2 separate regions of the Homo sapiens genome follow, and region 1 is linked to region 2. A link is an interaction called in ENCODE POLR2A ChIA-PET data of the cell type or tissue named here. Cell type or tissue: Caco-2. All regions are shown on one strand. Links, peaks and the distances in the headings refer to the core of each region. The heading gives the core; the rest is flanking DNA.

Evidence for each region. Peaks named below come from ENCODE experiments on the same cell type or tissue, not always from the same donor. Only the 100,000 strongest peaks of a DNase experiment are listed, where the experiment ranks them.
Region 1: POLR2A ChIA-PET joins it to region 2 with 5 read pairs; 2 of 35 experiments call an interaction of 5 or more read pairs at or near these places.

Annotation. Positions count from the first base shown.
Region 1 is chr13:90,319,357-90,324,745 of GRCh38, reverse strand. No RefSeq gene overlaps it. Among named protein-coding and RNA genes, the nearest start is that of MIR622, 91 kb to the right of the region's middle. In Caco-2, for the core only: no CTCF peak of the experiment used is centred there; a DNase peak (open chromatin) is centred at 2,985.
Region 2 is chr13:90,252,291-90,257,679 of GRCh38, reverse strand. No RefSeq gene overlaps it. Among named protein-coding and RNA genes, the nearest start is that of MIR622, 24 kb to the right of the region's middle. In Caco-2, for the core only: no CTCF peak of the experiment used is centred there; no DNase peak of the experiment used is centred there.

The sequences.
Region 1 (5,389 bases), core at 121-5,120, 67 kb before region 2:
TTTTTTTTAAATTTCCTAATCATGGATGGTTTTAGACTTAGATCAAATAGGCAACTACCTGTTTTGTATGACTGGAGAGGTGTCTCGGAAAAGCATCATTGAATCCGCTTTACACCTACCATATACACACATTTCTTAATATTTCTCTCTCAGACTGAAACAACTGTCTTCATCTGCTATCATTTTATTTCTAGACACCCAAGACTATTGTTTTATGTAAATTACAAGTGCCAGATCATTGAGGTAATTTCATTTCAATGTGCACAGGTAGCTAAGGTAATTTTTCAGAAACTAACTAACACTTAGTAGGGAAAGTTTTCTTTAATAACTGTCTTTTAAGCTAGGCCTCCCTGGGGAAGTTGGTCAGGCTACTGCAAGAAGTCAGAGTACTCGGGGAGAGAGGCAGTTACTGGAAAGAATAATAAGGAAATAAAAAAAATTAACAGAAAATGTCAAGACACCTGTATTTGGTAGAGGACTGAAGCCCACTAACCAAGAAATATGTAGATATTAATTTAGCCCTGGCTGTCACTGTGGACAATCTACAAAGTTCTTCTGAGGATATTACACAGGGTGCTTGTGTATATAAGCTTTAATGTTCCTCCTAGTTTAGCAATTTATCTTATCACTTGATTTTCTAAAGACATCTCTGCCCCTGTTCTCTTCTAAGAAATAACAACAAGGAAGGCAGAGAAGGGAGGTAATTATCCATCATTGATCCTGATTATACTGTAACTACCATCATTGAATTTTAATAATAAAGAGTAAAAAAAGATCAAAACATATGCTGTAGCAGAAATGAAGGAGAAAAAAAACAAAGGAAAATTCCCTAACACTCAACCATAAACTTATTGCTTTATCTCAAGGCACCACCAATAACATCTTTCTTTTAAATGTCATCATGGGGAGACTCTCGTAGGTTTCTACTTTTCCACACAGCTGGGGATTGTAGAGAAAATATTTATTTGGACAAAGTTAATTTGACAGATGTGATACCACCTGCTGTCTCTACTGTATATTTATTTGCTCCTTCTGAAATGGCTCTGTTGTATCATTCTGTCTTCAGGTATCAAAAGAAACAAACCACCCCCACCCCCACTCCTCTCCTGCATTTTCCCTCCTTTTTGAAAAACACAGGGCCATAAAAAGATGATTTGCAGAACTAGAATGAAAATCAGAATTTTATTTTTTATTAGGATGTCAACACATGCCTGCAAGGCGCACACTGCCTGCTGCTATCATTCTTTGTTGTGTAGACTCCAGCGCTGAACAGAAGAATTGGAGCTTTGTCCTTCTCGCTGGCACTAGTCTAATCATTCATTCCTGCCTCCTGCCTCCCACTCCTCAAACCTGTAGGCATATCATAATCTGGCTATTAAGAAGCTCACATTTAAAAATCACCTAACCTGCTGCTTGATAATGGGATGTTGAAAATGGATGGTCTGTTCCCTGGGAGGGCATTATCAGCTATGAACATGAGCCCAACAGTACTTCATTATATCATCTATGCTCCATCCTCAGAGCCCATTCAGAAGCTCTCAGAGGCTCACTTTCTATCAAGCTCTGGATTGACATTGGCTGTTGTGAGAGTATTATACGTTCTTCTATTTGTTGCAATTCCATGGTTTAAGCCTTGCAAAAGATCACACATGAGAAACAAAAAGAGGGTGTCCAGGTGAATAGCTCAGGGACTCTGTGACTGGCTATCTAGTGCTACCTCCAGGGTGAGAGGAGACTTCTCCAAACCAGAGCAGGGAGGGTCACTGTTTACTTTTGCTTTCTCTGAGGTTCCCAGGTGCTAGAAACCCACTTTAATAGCTGGAACACAGACTTAAATCTTTTGCCACCTGTTGGCCAGGCTGGAGCCCAACCCCACTGAGGTCTCAGCTCTGTTCCTATGAAAGCACCATCCTCTGCCTCTGCTCATCCCTCTGCAGGATTCCTAGCTGGTCCTCTGAGGCAAGGATGCATTGACATTTACCTTTGCCCTTTGCTTGATGACATTTAGTGATATTATTATTAAATTTGGAGTCCATATATTACTTGTTTATAATTCTTGTCCCTCCTGGAGACAGCTATAAAAATGTGCTACTCAGATCTCATGGGGGATGGAGTGTGGTTGACTGACAGCTCCAGCTGCTGTCCCTGGAGATCAAGGACCCCATTTCTGCTGATATCCCACTTCCCCAGATTATTCCCACTCAGTGCCTGGGTGTGTTTGAGGTGCTAGTGCTGTCCTGTTCCTAGAGCTCATCTATGCTAACAGGCCAACACTGGCTATGTAGTCCCCACTGCCTGGACAGGGACTTTCTTAAAACTGTGATGAGACCATCTAAGCAATCCTCCTTGCTTGCCCTGTGCTGTAACAGGCCAGTCTTGCCTTGCAGTCTGAAGGCTCTTTCTTCCAATTCCTGTTTCCTCCCCTCTTTCTTTCATAGGCATTTTCCTTCACAGGTCCCTTGTCAATCTTATAGTGTCTTGGTATCTGCTTCTTGGAGAATCTCAACATAGATTTACTAATTCTAAAAATCAGCCAAAACGGCTTATTAAAAAAATAACTTAAATGCTTACAAAATCAGGTTAAAAAAAGTCTGAGAGACAGATTGGAAAGTGTACAGACTAGGGAGACTCTAGCTATTATGCATTACCAACCAGGTAACATTTTGAATAGGAAGCATAAATATAAAACCTATAGGAAAGCCAAGTGTAATTTTCAAATTTTACCCTGAACTTTCTGGCATTTGGGGAAAAATAATACATATAGTAAATTATACAAAATTCCTAGTATAAATGTTACCTATTTTGGCTCTCTGGTTAAACGTTTTTGCCTGTTATAGCCGTTTATCTGTGCGGCCACCAGCTTCCTTAGGAAAACCGTCCCTCTGTGTCTTTCTCCCTCCACTATTGTCATGTTGTCTGAATAGAAGCTGCTTGCCCTTTCATGACTTTGCTTCCCCGGCTGCAGTGACAGACTGACGTGTAGACACAGGTTCACCACTCTGGACACAGTGAGTGGCTCTGCTGGACTTATTACCCAAGACTTGCCAATCAGAGTTCTTGCCTAAAAGCTTTGAACTTTCAGGCAAATCAGCCCTGCAAATAAAAGTTCTTTTTTTTTTTTCTGGAGCTCTGTTGCTTTGTACAGGAACATACCAACAACAGTCAAAGAAAATGATTAACTAAAATTGTAAGGTTTGTATGTTGAAAACAACAGAAGTGAGAGATTAAGTGTAGATGCTATTCAAATGACTGATTATAAAAATTCCTAAGGCCAGTCCATTCTTGTTCTTGCTGTGGTTTGATTATTCCATCCAATTCATTCGACATTTTTCTTAAGGTATCTTGAATCGATGTTCTGTTGTTTATGAGCCAAGAGACTTACCTAGTGTAGCTGACATTCTAATTCTGGTATTACTTTCTTCAAGACATCTCTTTAACTCGCATTGTGTGTGTTATATGATAATGAGCACCACAGACACTTGCAGAATGTGGCCTTTGCTCTTTATCTAATGGAATATAAGAATTTATTTCATTAATTTTAACCATTTTTTTCTTGTATTTTATGTAATATTTAAACATTTAGGAAATTTCAAAGAACAGTTTTAGTTTTACAAGAGTATTGCAATAATTTTAGAGTTCCTACATTTGCCACACCAAGGTTCCCCTATTCTTAACATTCTTTTGGTTAATGTCTCACAATTAATGAACTGATATTTATATATTTTTATTAAATAAAGTCAATACATTATATTTTCCCATTTTTCTCCTCATTTCTTCCTCTGTTCCAAAATCCCATCTAGGTTACTACATTACATTTACACATCTCCTTAGATTCCTCTTTGTTGAGATAGTTCCTGAAATTTTTCTTATTTTTTGATGACCTTGACAATTTTCAGGAGTTCTGGTAAAGTATATTGTAGAATGTCTTCGATTGGGAATTGTTTGATGTTTTTCTCATGGTTAGATAGTGGTGATGGTTTTTTTTAGGAGGAAGTCCACAGAGGTAAAGTGCCCTTCTCCGGACGTCATATTAGGGTATATGCTATCAACATGCTTTATCGCTGTTGATGTTAACTTTGACCCCCTCATTAGGGAATGTTTGTCAGGTTTCTCCACTATGAGGTTACTTTCTCTCTCATCCCCTTTTACATAGCATACTCCTTAATAGGAAGTCACTATGTACAGTCATGCTTGAGGATGCAAGAAAAATGCTTTTCTTCAATGGAGTGGAAACTTTCTGCATTGGAAATTTTTCTATCCTGCCCCATTTATTTTATAATTTATTTGTATAAGCATAGACTCATAAATGTTTATTTTATTCATTGGATCATAATTGAATGCCATATTATTTTGTTTCTCAAATTGTTCCAGGTTTTGGTCATTGGGAGTTGCTTCAGACTGACACCTTTGTCACTTTTACATGCCTCTAGAGTTTGTTTTTTGAACATTTTCTTCCTTTCTGGCACTCCAGGATGCTGCAGGATCATCTTGCATGCTTCTCTGTCTTAGCTCTAAAATCACTCATTTTTTTTCCTGTTGACTCTAGATTCCTTTTATTGGAAAATGCTATTAGAACCCAAGATCTGGGTGCGGGGGTATAACCATTCATTATTTTGAATGCAAAGTTCAAAAAGTTAGCATAGATATATAGAGAGAGCTAAGTATACTAACAAATATGTACACATGTATACATCTAATAAGTGAGGGATTATGAGATAGAAAGTAACATTGGTATATTCGTTTTTCAATAGTAGAACTCTTGGTCTACTTTCTGATTTTCTGTTTTCACTGTTAAATCTTTTTTTTCTTATGTTTTTGTCATTTTTGTCTAAATAGCCTCCAATAGCCTTTATTTCCCTCTTAGTTTGCAGTGACTCACCTGTAATAGGTTAATAAATAAGTGTTTTGAAATTGCATCTAGTCCTCTACAAATACAAGAACGTTTCATAGAGTTCAACATGAATGGTATTAAAGCTGACATTCTGTCAGTCATTTACTTTGTTCAGAGTTCTTACTTTTTCACTTTTTCCTCCTTTTTTATTACATTCATGTCTTGGTTTTTGCAGTCTTATCTTGGTTTTATTTCATAACCCAGAGCTGCACTTTATAGTATAACTTCTAGATAAATTTGATGTTACTACGTTGTTAATACAAATAGAGAATTAAACTAACAATTTGTTCTTTCTCTATTTTAAATTATTACAATATCTCATAGCAGCTCCAAACTTGGGCTTTCCCATTCTAATCATGATCCCCATGTATAAAAACATTCAAAAAAACTTATTTAGATATTAAGCATCATGAAAACACATACAATTCAATTTTAATTTTTCCCTCTGTTTTAAAGAAAACTGTATTCTCACGAGATAGTGAAAATCCTACTTACTCT
Region 2 (5,389 bases), core at 297-5,296:
ATTCCAGGCAACAATATTTTATAGACTATGCTAGGAAATGATTTTCTTCCCATATAGTCTTGTTTTGAAAACAAATATAGACAAAAGCACCTCATCTGTTAGCATATAATACTGCTGATATTTTCTTATTGTTACTCTTGCAATTTCCATTTCTAGAAACGTAACTAACAAAAGTACAAACAGACACATAAAGTATGTTTTTCTATCGTTCATCTGGTTATTAATAATCTTGGCCAGGCTTGCTTTTCTGTAGATTTCCCCAAAGATTTCAGGGCTTGATTTTCATATGATCTGAGCCAGGAACTCATCATTAGTCAGTGATCAAACAGAAGCTATGCTTTGCTGAACATTGGGAAAATGTATATGAATTTATTTTTAATAAAGAGAAAAGGAAGAAAAAAAACAAAATAAGAGGACAAATAATATTAACAGTTTTTAATTGATTGTTTACTCTGTGCCATTGACTATGCTAAGTCACTGAAATTATCTCATTTACTTTTCACAAGAACTCTAGGGTAAAGATATTACCATTCCCTCCATGTTACAGATGAGAAGACTCAGCATTCTGTAGGTTATATGATTTGACAGTGCCCTCCCAGTAAGAAACAAAGCAAGATTCTAACCGAGGTGAGCTGATCCTGAAGCCCACATTCACTGATGATCAGTGTGTTGCCTCATACCAGCCCTCACTATCACTATGCAATGCTTAGAAGCAAGAGCGATTGGTTCAGTTGGCCTCATTCATGAATGAAGCTTTGTAGAGTTAAGTCTAGAAGAAAACCTAAAAGAGATGAGAGAGGAGGCTTGCTGCCTGATTCATTGCTACCATCTTTGATATAAGGAAAGAAAGTTCCCTTGAGTTGCCAGTTTTATTTTATGCCTTTTCCCTGGGGAATCCTTAGTGTGTGGAATGCAGTTAGTGTGGAGATGTGGTGAACCATGAGGTCTCCATTCTATGAAACGCATGGTGTTCTTTTAACAAACTCAGGTATTAGCCTTTAGAACATTGCCAGAACTATGGAAGTTGTCATGTTCTCATCACCTCTAAAGCCATGGCTGCCCCCATACAGTCACAGACGCTTAAGAAGTCCTTCCTCCAAGCCTAAGAGTGAAGTGATAAAGGTATGATGAACATTCCAACAAGCTGTAGTAGTTCAATGATGGTTTGGACACATGACCAAGACCATCCCACAAATCAGACCAACATACAAAATATTTTGTACGCAATCTCCAACAATAAAAGAAAAAAAAATTAGTGATCTAACCATCCCAGACAAGAAGTTGGCTTCTACACAAATTGCCTCTTGTAAATAATTTTCTACAAATTCAGGTTCTTGGGTATTTTTTGTTTTTGTTTTCTCTAGCAATGGCTCATTAGTCAGGGATAGTAAACATTCTCATTTTGATAACTTGAAATATAGTCCTTTAAACCAGTGTTTCCCCAATCTCCATTCTTAATCTTTCTATTTGTTCACTGGCAAAATTATCAAAATAGTACTATTACCTACAGTGCTTTTTCTTCCAGTCTCAACTTACTCTTTGTTATTTTTCCTCCTACAAATTTGCTGAAACTACAGCCTTTGAGAGCTCAATTCACCAACGACCTACTAATTAACAAATTCAATGGTCTCTTCTAAGTTCTTATTTGACTAGTTTTCTCTACAGTAATCAAAATCACAGATCACTTGTTCCTTCTTGAAAAGCTCTTATAACTGGAAGAAGAAAATGAATGTCTCTTTCCCATAGAGAGCCTGGGGAGAAGAATGACCCTTGGCTGAAAATGTAATCAAGTACTTATAAGAAGTAATTTCAAGGCTTCCACCTGCTCTTAGTGTAGCTAAGGTAGCAGGTTGTAAAAGATATATGGTTTAGCATTAGCCATTTATTATTCCAGGTAGACCTGAAATAGCATGTTTTAAAAGGAGGTTGGGGAGCCGAAGGAGAAGAATTATCATGGCACTGCATAACAATGAGACTATGCTAACTCTATTGCACTCAGGTGAACTTGTGAGTTATAAGGCAGTTAAAAATGTGTTTGTTTTTCTTATTTAGGCTTGACACTATTTTGAAAGATCTATGCATATGAATAAGTGCATATGAGAGAGAAACAGAGACAGACAGATATAACAGATAACAACTGGAAAGTTGGAGAAACAAAATGTTTGTGAACCCATCTGACCTTTGGAAAACAACTACAGGATCCAGATTTAAAGTTCCCAGGACCACTCCTGGATTGCATGAAAAAACTGCAAAAATAGGCAATTCCTGAGTGTTTCTTTTAATGTCTACATGGTTTTATTCCAGCTTTGATACGACTAGACTGATGACACTTAATCCTAGATGGGACCAACCTTAATAGATTTGCTGTAAAGGAATATAATTTTTCTAAAATTCATCTAAAAACAATGAGCATATCAACAAAGGTTTTAAATATGTTTATATATCTGTTTCTTCTTCACCAATTTTCGAACTCTTGGAGCACAATCATTCTACCTTTAATAAGTACCTTTAAAATATCAGACATTTTTCATACATCATCTTATAAAATATAAAAGATTCTTTAAAAATAAGCATTTTAATTCCAGTTTACATCTGAACATTCAGCCCAAAATTCCCTGATGAGTAACTAGCTCAGGGAAGAAAAATAGATCTCAACTTTCTTGCAAACACCTATCAATTTATTCGGGCTGCAGATGAATAATTAAAAACAGTCTTTGGTTGTATCTCTATTCAATGAGAAAGACTCCCCATGCATCAGTAATATCTGCTTTAACCTCAGAAGGAAAGGGAAACTGATCACTAGCAAGTATTGCTATCATTGTACAAGTTCAAAATTAGAAAGCAAGAATATGAGTGTATGGACATGTTTATTTACAGAGAGATGGAAGAGAGGGCTGAACAGGATTTGAGCTCACATACATGCTCCTCTCAAGGAGAGCTATTTCCACTATCACTAATTTAATTTTAAAATATGGGAAAGATATAAGTGTTTTGATGAGTGCATGATTAATGAAAAATATCATGGTAAGAGCGGACTCAGGAAGCATTAGTTCAAATTAAAAGTATCCTAATGGATAATACTATATGAAAAATTATGACTAATGGAGCAGAAGTTGGAGAGGAGTCAGCTCTCCATTTCCTTTTTTTGTTTTTGTCTTTCCCAGACTGGTTTTACCATTTTTGTATCTAGTGCTCTTTGTGAGCTTAAGGATAAAAATATACACAAATGTTTTGACGTATTACCACCACAAAACCAAGAAAATAAAATACTCCTGAGTTTACATAGTCTTCTCCTTTTGGGCACCGGTTCATACTTTTCAAAATAAATTGCACTAAAATCAAAAATAATATGTAGTTTCTTTAACATTTCTATTTATAAGCAAATGTTTTATAAAATAAAATTTATTTGCTATGAAGTTAATTCTGCCCTACAGATGAATATATTAAATAAAATAACTAAAAGATGAAATTCAATACCAATTAAGTTGAAGAAAATGAAGACATTCAAATTCCCCAAATTACAGTGTCTTTTATTTTAAAGCAACAATGCTACTGACACTGTGGTTCTGTCTTCCAAAGCTTAGACATTGGCTGGCAAGGAGAGCTGGTAATTTGCAAAATTAGAAATATGCTTTCTACACCACTTACAGTTCAGTTAAATGAGTTTATAAAAGTGTTACCACAAGGAGGCGGAGCGAGATGGCCAAATGGAACCCTCTAGTGATTGTTCTCCCCACAGAAGTAACACATTGAACAACTATCCACGCAGAAAGCACCTTTATAGAAATCACATATAACATAATGACAAGGAAAGAAGCGTCGAAGAGGATAGGAAGGATAATCTTGCATTGCCTATACACCCCTTCCCCAGCCTCAGGCAGAGCAGCAGGGAGAGAGAACCTGTGTGCTTGGGGCAGGGAGAGTGAAGTGAGTGTGGCACCTTGCATTGGAACTCAGTGCCACCCTGATACAGTAAAACACAACGTCGGGCAGAATTCCACTGTTCCACTGAGAGAGCATTTAGATCAGTCCTGGGCCAGAAGGCAATCCTCCACCCCAAGGGTGGGAACCCAAGTTCTAGCCCACTTCACCACTGCTAACTAAAGTAGGTTGGGGTCCTGAATAAATTTGAGATGCAGTTAGGCCACAGCAATTGCAATTGTTGAGCAGGCCCCGGTGCTGTTCAGACCTTGGAGACTTTGGCCTTAGGGTGCAACCCAGTGAGATGCAAGCTGCAGCTGTCAAGGAAGTCCACGCATCACCCCTCTTTCAACTCCAGGCAGTGAAACACAGGGAGAGACCCCTTCTACTTAGGGGAAGAAAAGGCAAAAGTACAGAGAACTTTGTCTTATAGCCAGATACCAGCTAAGCCACAGCAAAATAACACACTATGCAGACTCCTGAAACACCCAGTTCCAGGACTTTGCTCCTAGATGTTATTTCTAGACACATCCCAGAACAGAAGGGAATCCACTGGCCCTGGTGGGACAGACAGTTTCAGCAGAATTCACACCGGCTGACGAGAATGGCCTTGGTCCTTGAATAAACATCAGTGGCAGCCAGGCAGTCGTTGCCATGGGCCTTGGGGGAGCCCCAGTGCTGTGCTGGTCTGAGAAGATATGGGCTTCAGGGGCAACACAGCACAGTGCCAGCTGTGCCCATGAGAGTGCTCATATTATCCTTCCTCCAATTCCAGGCACTCCAGCACAGAAAAAGACTCCTTGTGGGAAAGGAAGGAAAGAAAGCAAAGGACTTTTGGGGAATCCAGGAAATTCTCCCTCATCTTCTCCAAGTCCACCAAGGCTATGTATTTAGGGGGCTGCAAGAGTCACGGCATATGTGGGCTTGGGGCATCACCTAGTACTGGAATGGCTGAAGTGACCACAGGCTAGGAAATAAAACGCAATCCCCTTTGAATTCTTGGATTCCTCTCAAGAATGATAGGCACAAACAAGGCCAAACTACAAAAACTGGAATAAATAACTTCCAGATTTTATAAAATAAAATCTCTCTATGCCCAGAAATAAACAAATGTCTATGAGCATCAAGAACATCCAGAAAACTATGACCTCATCACATGGAGTAAATAAGTCACCAGTGACCAGTCGTGGAGTGATGAAGATATGAAATCTCTCAGACAAAAAAAATTCCAAAAGCTTTGTGAAGAAGCTCAATGACCTTCAAGACAACCCAGAGAAGACATGCAGAATTTTATCAGAGAAATTTCACAAAGATATTGAAATAATTTTTAAAAATCAAACAAAAATCCTGGAGCTGAAAAATTCAATTGACAAACTGAAAAATGCATCATAATGCCTCAAAAGCATAATTGATCAAGCAGAAAAAATAATTACAAAGCTTCAAGATAGGCTATTTGAAAATATACAGT